2 separate regions of the Homo sapiens genome follow, and region 1 is linked to region 2. The links are chromatin contacts, found by Hi-C or POLR2A ChIA-PET in ENCODE. All regions are on one chromosome and are shown on one strand. Each heading gives the region's core, a stretch centred on a gene start or an enhancer-like site at or near the end of the contact. The rest is flanking DNA. Distances are from core to core; before and after follow the strand shown.

Region 1 (3,985 bases), core at 1,405-3,904, 71 kb after region 2:
TTACTCGAGGCCCTTAGATTTTCACCTTGTTGTGTAGAGGTAGCTTCTTTTCATCCCTGATTTGCCTTCATGTGAGAATTATTCTTCTACTTCATCTTGTAGCACATGTGTATCTGCATGGGCACTCACACACACACATGCCCCTTGAAGATGGAACTGTTAATTTTCCCTTTCTGTGATGCCTTTGCTTATTCATCATGGTAAGCCTGGTAAGATGGCTTGGTCAGAGATGTCCAAGAAGGTGGAAAAGGCTTGTTAACTGGAAGTAAAAGGGAAAATATTTAAAGACTTACTAGGTGATTAACTGCTTTGATAAAGATTTCAGAGGCTCCACCAGGGCACATGGTGAAAAACTGGTAGAAATATAATGTTTTCTTATCAGCACTAGCAGCTAGGAGCAATTTAGCTTCATGAATATCTTTCTTCTTCTATCCCTACCTTCTGTTTTAGTTAAAATATTGTTAGCTCCTGTGTAGTACTTAGCAGTTTTCAATTCTGTAAAGTAAACATGGTTTTTTTTTTTTCTTCTCAGAGTTCAGAAAACTGATAGGCAGTGAGGTTGAATGGCTAGTGCAGAGGTATTCAGTAGGTATATGAGTGAAGACTCTTCTGCTTTCCAGTGATAGAAACTCAATTCAATGTTGTTGAAGGAAAAGAGATTTATTGGTATATATAAGTAGTAAGTTCAGGGATATAGCTGCTTTCAGGCATGGATGGATTTAGGAGCTTCAGGACACTTTCTCCCTCTTTTGGCTTCATTTGCTTACAGGCTGTCCTGTACTGGCAGAGGTTGCCTCTGGCAGCTCTAGGTTTACAGCCTGCCATTTAATCAACTCCATTGAAGAGGGAAAGTTTTTTTTATTTGTTTGTTTTTTCCTGGAAGTACCAGCATAGAGCATGGGCACAAGTTTTAGGTCCATTCTTGAATCAGTCATCCTTTTGTGGCCAGGGAACTGGAGTCCCCTCATTAGGCCTGGGTCATATGCTACTCCTGGATCATCTCAACCTTGACTATTGACTATTCCTTTGACTGTTTTCATAGGAGTAAACTTTGGGAGGCTACCTTATATTTGGAATTCTACTAGTAGTTTGAAACACATATGGGGGAAAGAAGGCTTGATAGAAAAGCTATTTTTGGATATTTTAACTGTTCCAACCATTGCAAGAGGCTCCTGGTTTCTGTACAGAAGAATTTTTGTCCCAGTTTATCTTTTCTTCTTCTGCATGTTTCCCCACCCCCATCACCTTTGTTTCTGCTTCTTAGCTTAAGTCCATTCCTTCATCCAATCCTTTGTCTTCCTCTAATATCTTCCTTCGTGGTAGCAGAGACCAGTGTCCTCACCCCCTTGAGTTGAGGCATGATGACCATTCTCTTCCTTCAAGGAAAGTACTACAGAATGGAATTGCACATTGGCATGCTTAAAAACAGCTGGTTAATGAGAACTCAGTTTTTCTTGTGTAGACAAGAAGCTTTGTGTTTCTGAAGACCAAAGTTAGAGTACTCTGTTTGAGGTTTCCTTAGGCAATTTCAACCCATTTATCTCTCGAGGCCCCAGAAGGAGTCTGGACACTGGAAATGAAGGCCTAGTAAACTCTTTTGTGCCCAAGATGGTATGAGAATGGAGGTGGGAGGTAATGGTAAATGCTCTGGTTTTCATTCCGGCTGTCACAAGAATAAAAATGACCTAACTGTATTTTGGGCCCCCAGGCAGCACTGAAATGACATGCCACCTGCTGACCTAATCCATTTCATTTCTGGTACTAGGATAGCCAAAGCAATTTGCTCAATTTGCAATTGACTATTTACTCTTTAAAGCAGCAATGATTAGATCTAGTATAAGAAACCACATACTTTATTTATCAAGAATTAAAACTTGAAAGGTGGAAAGTTATCCTTTTTGGAAGAAGCCATTTAAATGTGGTGTATTTTACCTCAGAGAGACTAACTATGCTTTTAGAAAGCTACTTTTTGCTGCTGTTTCCCAGGAAGGAGTACAATCTGCTGATGAAATTTAAGATAACAGAAGTGTTTCTCAGCAGCAGCTGAATGGCACAGAGAACTCGGAGACTGCTATATTTATCTTTAGGTAAATTTTTGCAATTTACTAGAAAAAAATCTGTGTAGCATACAAGCAGATTAACTCATGTTAATCCAGCAGCTGCCTCTCTGGCAAATAGTAGAGAGGGGTGTATGCCATAGCTGTAGTCCTGCACACATACTCAGTTGCTGGACATACTTCCTTTGTCTCGAACAATGCCAAGAGCCACATAGGCTGATGTGTTCCTGTTTCCTCAATTTTAATTTTTAAAAATCTTATTAATTCCCATTCTTTCTCTTCTCCATCAAATTGAAGTAATTAAAAATTGTAAATTATAGTTTCAGGATCTTGGACTATGCTCTTGAACATTGTGCTTAATAGTTTTATGTATAGTACTGCAATTGATGAATTAAAATTATAGAAGTACCTACTTCATTCCCCTCCCAGAGATGCTTATATCAGTAAGTAACATGCTGGCAGAATTAAGGTGTCTGCTTCCAGTTCAGCCCTCTTTTATTTCTTGTTGCTTTCTGTGATTCGGCAGCTATGGAATTTGCCTCCCTGCATGGGCCTCTCAAAAGCCAGCTCTCCTGCTCTCCCCAACATGCTCACAGTCAGCAGAACAGGGAAATCACACTGATCAGCACACCACTCAGTTGATCAAAGTAAGCCGGCCACTTTTCTTCAACAAGACCCAGTGGTATTAGTCCCTATGCCTTTCTCCTGCCGTGAGCAAGGACACTGGAATGCTGCTGGCAACATTAGTCTGTGTGTAAAAAAGCTGCTTATGTTCCCTTTACTGTAGCTTTGGCCTAGGCCAAATTAAGGGGGGAAAAAAGGAGGCAAATGTCCCAACAGCTAGTATCTCTTCTTTCTAAAACTTGGCGTGAAGCATTTCCTTTCAGTGGCAATCCCTAGTGGCAATCGCTAACTCTGCTGGGGAAAGACTTGCTAATTTTCTTTTAATTGCATAAGAGCAGAGCCCTACAGCAAATTGAACATGTGGTGACTACATGAAATATATGATAGAATATGGTCCTACTTTGATTGAGTTAATCACAGGTCTGACAAATATACAAAATTAAAATAAGCCACATTTTTTAGTACTTAATCTCTTGATTCTGTTGCTTTTTACTGTTTGCTGGATAGTCTTAACGTTGTTTTTAGGAACCTATGGTTCTCAGTGCTAATTTGTTGGATATAGACAGCAGTTTGCTATTCGTGACTCTAATGGGTGTGTAATTCCCTTTCTTGTATGCAATTGGCATTTCAGTATAGTTTACAATATGGAACGTGGAGGGGACCCCCTGAGTAGGACAGCGGCTGCTCTTTGTCACTTGCAGCTGTGTTTGCAAGGGAGCATGCTGGCAACCAGCAAGGAGAGTGCTGTGACAGGTGGGAAGAGCAAAACCAGAAATATGCTTCTCCTTTCTCCTATCCTCTTTCTATCCCTCCTTCCCCCGCCACACCCTCTTCTACCTGACCTTCTGTTTTTCTTCTCTTCCCCTTTTAGAAGCCATCTGTTTCCCTCTACCAGTTCTATTTGGCTTGCAGATGCCACTGTACAGGAATACACTGTGTTGAAGCTAGCCTATGCTTGACCTACTGAACGTATGTATTTGGGCCGGGTTCAACCTAATGGATCAAAAGGAATGGTGAGGGCATAAGAAATTTCATAACTTTTATACAGCAATTATGGAGACTCAGAAGGACAACATACCTTACTATCAGGATTTGAGAAATGATAGAGGACTTTTTAAAGCCTGGCTCTGACAGTTCTGTATTACTTTCTCTTAGAGATGGGAACAACATTAGTTTGTGTGTAAAAAGCTGTTTATATTGCCTTGGCCTGGACCAGGCCTAGGCAAGTGGGGAGAAAAGGAGGAAAATGCCCCAACAATGATAATCTCTCCTTTCTAAAACTTGGTGTGAAGCATTGTCATCCC
Region 2 (4,000 bases), core at 699-3,198:
CATAAAGTCCATATTTTATTTTTTAAGAAATCAGAATTTTTAAAAATTGCTTTTTCTTGAGAAACTAAACTTAATTTTGCAGGTCACGAAAGTAAAAAAATACCTTCATATCCAATGATCTCAAAGCACCTCTTGTGAAAATACATAACAAGGTAATAGAAATATTATTTAATGGAAAAGATGTGACTAGTAAAGTCCAAGGCTATTTCTGGTTCTGCGAATGACTCACTTTGACTTTGGGCAAATCATCTCACCACTGTTGCTCTTTATCTGCAAAAACTGGATTTCATGCCTATGGGAGTTGCATGGCTAATCAATGCCTGGAAAATGCGTAGTGGCAGTTGCTACAAAAGTGCTGAGCTTTAAAAACAAAACCCCCCACCCCCCCATTTGTATTCAGTTGAGGTTGGGGTTTATTGTTATTTAACATTCGAAGGCCAACACTATGTTAAGTCCAGAGTGCTGCACAGATCAGATAATATCACTGTCCAGTAGGGGTTTTTTTTAATCTAAGATTTTTTACTTTTAAAAAATTTATTGTGGTTGGGGGTTTAGAATCCGGTAATACATCCATACAAAAACGTTAAGCTTCAAGTTGAAAACTATCGATTCGAAAATCTAAATAAACCCCCTCCAAAAAAAAAAAAAAAGGCCCTCCCCCGCCCCGCCAAGAAATCTCTCAAAACAAGAATTCTTCTGATGTTTTTCTCCTCCCTGCAATTCTCCATGTTACAGTCCTTGGAGGTAGAATAGGCATAAAATACTTTCACTAATAAAATATGACAAACCGCCGGATTATACGTGGCCGATTCCCAGTGATTGCCCTGCTACACAAAGCAGAAAAGTAAATGCCATCATCCCCCTTAGAACAAAAGAACTTAGGAATAAAAAACATGGAGAGGGGGGAGAAAGCAGCAATAAATAAAGGTGAGCGAAGGCCCCCGTCCCCCGCCCCTCCCGGGAGCGAGTGCTGGACTAAGTACTGCTAATAAAGTGGTTCAAGGGTAGTTATTTGGAAAGGGGGCGGGGTGGCGAGGGGAGGGAGCGGGCGAGCGGCGGCCGGGGATTGCATGTTGCATTCGACTTGAGGTTGCATCTTTCTCCTGTTGCCTGGACCACGCTCCCCCATTGCAGTGCTTCCCCATCACTTCTCCTCGCTCCTGCCCCTCACGGCTTTCCCCCCCCCCCTTCAAACTGCTGTTGCACTGGAGGGAGTTGGGGCCGCTCTGGAGCCCCTTTGCAGCTCCCGCCGGCGGGAGGGGGGAGTTGGGCTCGGGCCGCGGAGTTGGGGGGGCCGCCGCGGGCTCCGGCCTCGCCTCGGCTGCGGCTGCACGGGAGCCGAGCTGCGGCGCTGCACGGGCCCCGGAGTTTGGCTGCCTTCGCCGCCGCTCGGTGCTCGGCCCCATCACCGCCGCCGCCGCCGCCGCTGCACTGGAGTTTGGCTGCCGCTGCCCTACTTCACTCTAGTTTAGTTTCACTCACTTTACATCCGGGTTTTTTCCCTAGGCAATGGGTGCCGCAGCACACCCCGTTCCTTAGGCAAAGTGAAATAAATTCGCCGCACCGACACGTCAAGTAGTCCGCCCGCCCGAGCGCCGCCGCGGGCCCCCGTCGCCCCCCCCGCCGACGCCCCACCGCCCCCGGTGGGGGGACCCGAGCGTCCCGGGAGCCGCGGGCCGAGGCGCGGGGGCCCGGGCCGGCCGCCGTACCACTCCGCCCGGCGGCCCCCTCCCTCCCCGCCGCGGCCCGCTCTCCCCCGGCGCCTCCTCTCCCCTCGCCCTCGTCCCCGCTTTCCCAGCCCCAGTCCCTCTCGCCCGGCTCTCGGGAGCGGCGGGGGCGCGCACGGCGGCGGCGGCGGCGGGCCGGCGGGGCCGCGCGGCGGGCTCCCGCGCGGGCGAGTGTGTCTGGGCCTGGGCGGAGGGATCCCCGGGCTGAGGCGGCGGAGGTGCTGCGGCCCGGGGCCGGGTGGTGAATGGGCTGGTGGTGCTCGCTGCTGCTGCTGAGAGGAGGAGGAGGATGAAGAGTTGGGCTTGTTTGTCTCCTACAGTTTCTCTCCTGCTGCTCTGATTCCCCCCTCCCGATTCCGGCCCGGGGCCTGTGTGTGTCCCTCCTGGAGGAGGAGGAGGATCCAGTTCCTCCCCCCAACCCCCTCCTCCCCACCCCCCCTTGCCTGGGGAAGAGGAGGAAAGAAACAGCCCAGAGAGAGAGAGAGAGAGAGAGTGAGTGAGAGAGAGAGGAGAGGAGAGGAGGAGGAGGAGGAGGGAGAAGGGAACAACCTACCATCTTAACACACTAATATCTAAAAAGTGCGAGAGGCCCAGAGCAGCAGCAGAAGCAGCAGCAGCAGCTCCAGCTTCTTCCCTCCCTCCCCATGAAGAAGAGTTCCCTCCTCCTCCTCCTCCTGCTTCTCCTGCTCAGAGTTCCTGCCTCCAGCTGCCAGGGGGGACAGCCAGCCAGCAGCAGGAGGGTGCAGTATCCCAGCTTTTCCATTCTCTCTTCTTCTCACTCTCCTCTCTCTCTTTTTTTCTGGAGTAGCTCTATTTCCCCTCCCTCCCCCTTCCCCCTCTGCCTCTCTCCTCTCTCCCTCTGTCTTGTCGCTGGTGTTTGTCTCTGGGAGGATCAGGGGCTGCCTGCTTGGAGTTTGTTGTGGGGGGAGGTAGGGGGAGGGGAGGGGTGTGTGGGAGGGAGGAGGGAAAGGGGGGTGTTCTCGTCAGGACCCCTCAGTCAACTTGAGATTTGAGCAATAACTTCCCCTTCGGGGCGCCCCCCTGCGTGCCCTTCCCATACCTCCCCCCCGAAAAAAAAGACAATGGGAAAACCTTGGCTCCCCCCCCTCCCCTCTGCCCTCCACCCCTCCCCAGGATAAATTGGAAGTAAGTTTATGAGCAGCCTCGGAAGCCTGGGCGCAGAGTGCAGGGCCGGAGCCGGTGACAGAGGCGGCGTGCCGGGGGCGGCGGGGAGGGGGCGTCACATTGTCCCGGCGGGGGGCCGGCCGGGGGCTGCGGGCGGGGGCGGGGGGCACGGAGCCTCGCCCGCCCCCCCTCGGCTGTCCCTCGGCCGGGGAGGTAGCTGGGGCTCCTCCATCCCCCCCACCCCACCCCGGGATGCTGTCGGGGGGAAGTTTTTATTATGATTATTTATTTAATTAAAAAAAATTTTTTTTTGGAAAACCATCTTGTTTGTTGACTGAGGGATCTGGTTTAAAAAAAAAAAAGCTGCGGCTGCTGACGCTGCCGGGCCCCAGTGTGTGTGTTTGTGTGTGTGTGAGTGTGAGTGTGTTGGTGCATTTGTCTTGGGTGGCCGGAGCAGCGTTGGGGAAATTCCGCTTATTCTTCTTCTTCTGCAACTTGTTATTCCGGAGAGTCTGCCTGCACCCCTCACCCCGGGGCCGGCCCTCCCGCATTCGCCCCCGCCGCCGGCGGCCGCGGGGCGCCCCCGGGACCCCGAGCGGGCCGGGGCGGACAGGCCGCTCCGAGAGGGGCCGCGGCCGCCCCTCCCCCGCCCGCGCCCCCGCCGGGGGGAGGGGCGCGCGGAGTGGGACTCTTTCCGTTTGGTCCAGCCCCGTCGTGCACGCAGTTCCCAACACTTCTCGTCATCCTCTCTTTGGTCTCTTTATTCTGCTGAGCGGTGCTGTTAGGATTTCTTTTTTTTTTTTTTCCCCTGACCACGTTCGCGATGGTGGGTAGCAGCAAGGTGGCCCTGGTAGGGGAGGGGTTGGTATCGAGATTGGGCACCGGAGGAGAACGCCTTCTTTCAACTTTGTCTGTGGCTTGCACCCCCGGAGAAGGCCACAGGCCGGTTGTCGGGTGCAGATGTGCCGAGAGTGATTTCTAAGTAGTTGAGTTGTTGTGATGAGGGTACGACTGCTAATGGTCGGCAGGTTTTGTTTTCATTGGTGAATCTGGTGTCATCATATTCCGGTCATATGTTGAAATATTCTTTGTTTAGGTCTGGAAGTAGAGGATCTCACTCTGCACGTCCACATTGTGTTGTTTTTAAA

Evidence for each region. Hi-C counts contacts between places; a loop is a spot of excess contacts on that map. ChIA-PET counts read pairs that join two places held with the same protein, here RNA polymerase II (POLR2A). Pooled maps may share reads with other maps.
Region 1: a loop to region 2 is called in a map of IMR-90, with 2.5 times the contacts of the local background. The contact joins the enhancer-like site here to the promoter of PHF21A in region 2. A Hi-C loop is called at or near these places in 9 of 168 maps with a recorded cell type or tissue (HepG2, IMR-90, adrenal gland and 5 more) and 9 of 50 pooled maps. POLR2A ChIA-PET finds 5 or more read pairs at or near these places in 5 of 52 experiments (AG04450, CD4-positive, alpha-beta T cell, IMR-90 and 2 more).

What each region holds. Positions count from the first base shown.
Region 1 is chr11:46,049,065-46,053,049 of GRCh38, reverse strand. All of the region lies in intron 6 of PHF21A (PHD finger protein 21A), which reads left to right. Among named protein-coding and RNA genes, the nearest start is that of PHF21A, 70 kb to the left of the region's middle. Within about 2 kb of position 2,654, at least 6 of the 41 ENCODE cell types and tissues checked have a DNase peak (open chromatin) inside an H3K27ac peak, as active enhancers do; they include IMR-90 and adrenal gland, where a contact is called at or near this core.
Region 2 is chr11:46,119,402-46,123,401 of GRCh38, reverse strand. It overlaps PHF21A (PHD finger protein 21A), which reads left to right and starts at 1,948. Exons shown (of 19, transcript NM_001352027.3): 1 at 1,948-2,467. It overlaps LOC105376661 (a long non-coding RNA gene), which reads right to left and starts at 1,257. Exons shown (of 3, transcript XR_931252.4): 1 at 1-1,257. RefSeq lists silencers at 1,116-1,425, 1,866-1,925, 3,339-3,418, 3,489-3,548, 3,732-3,889.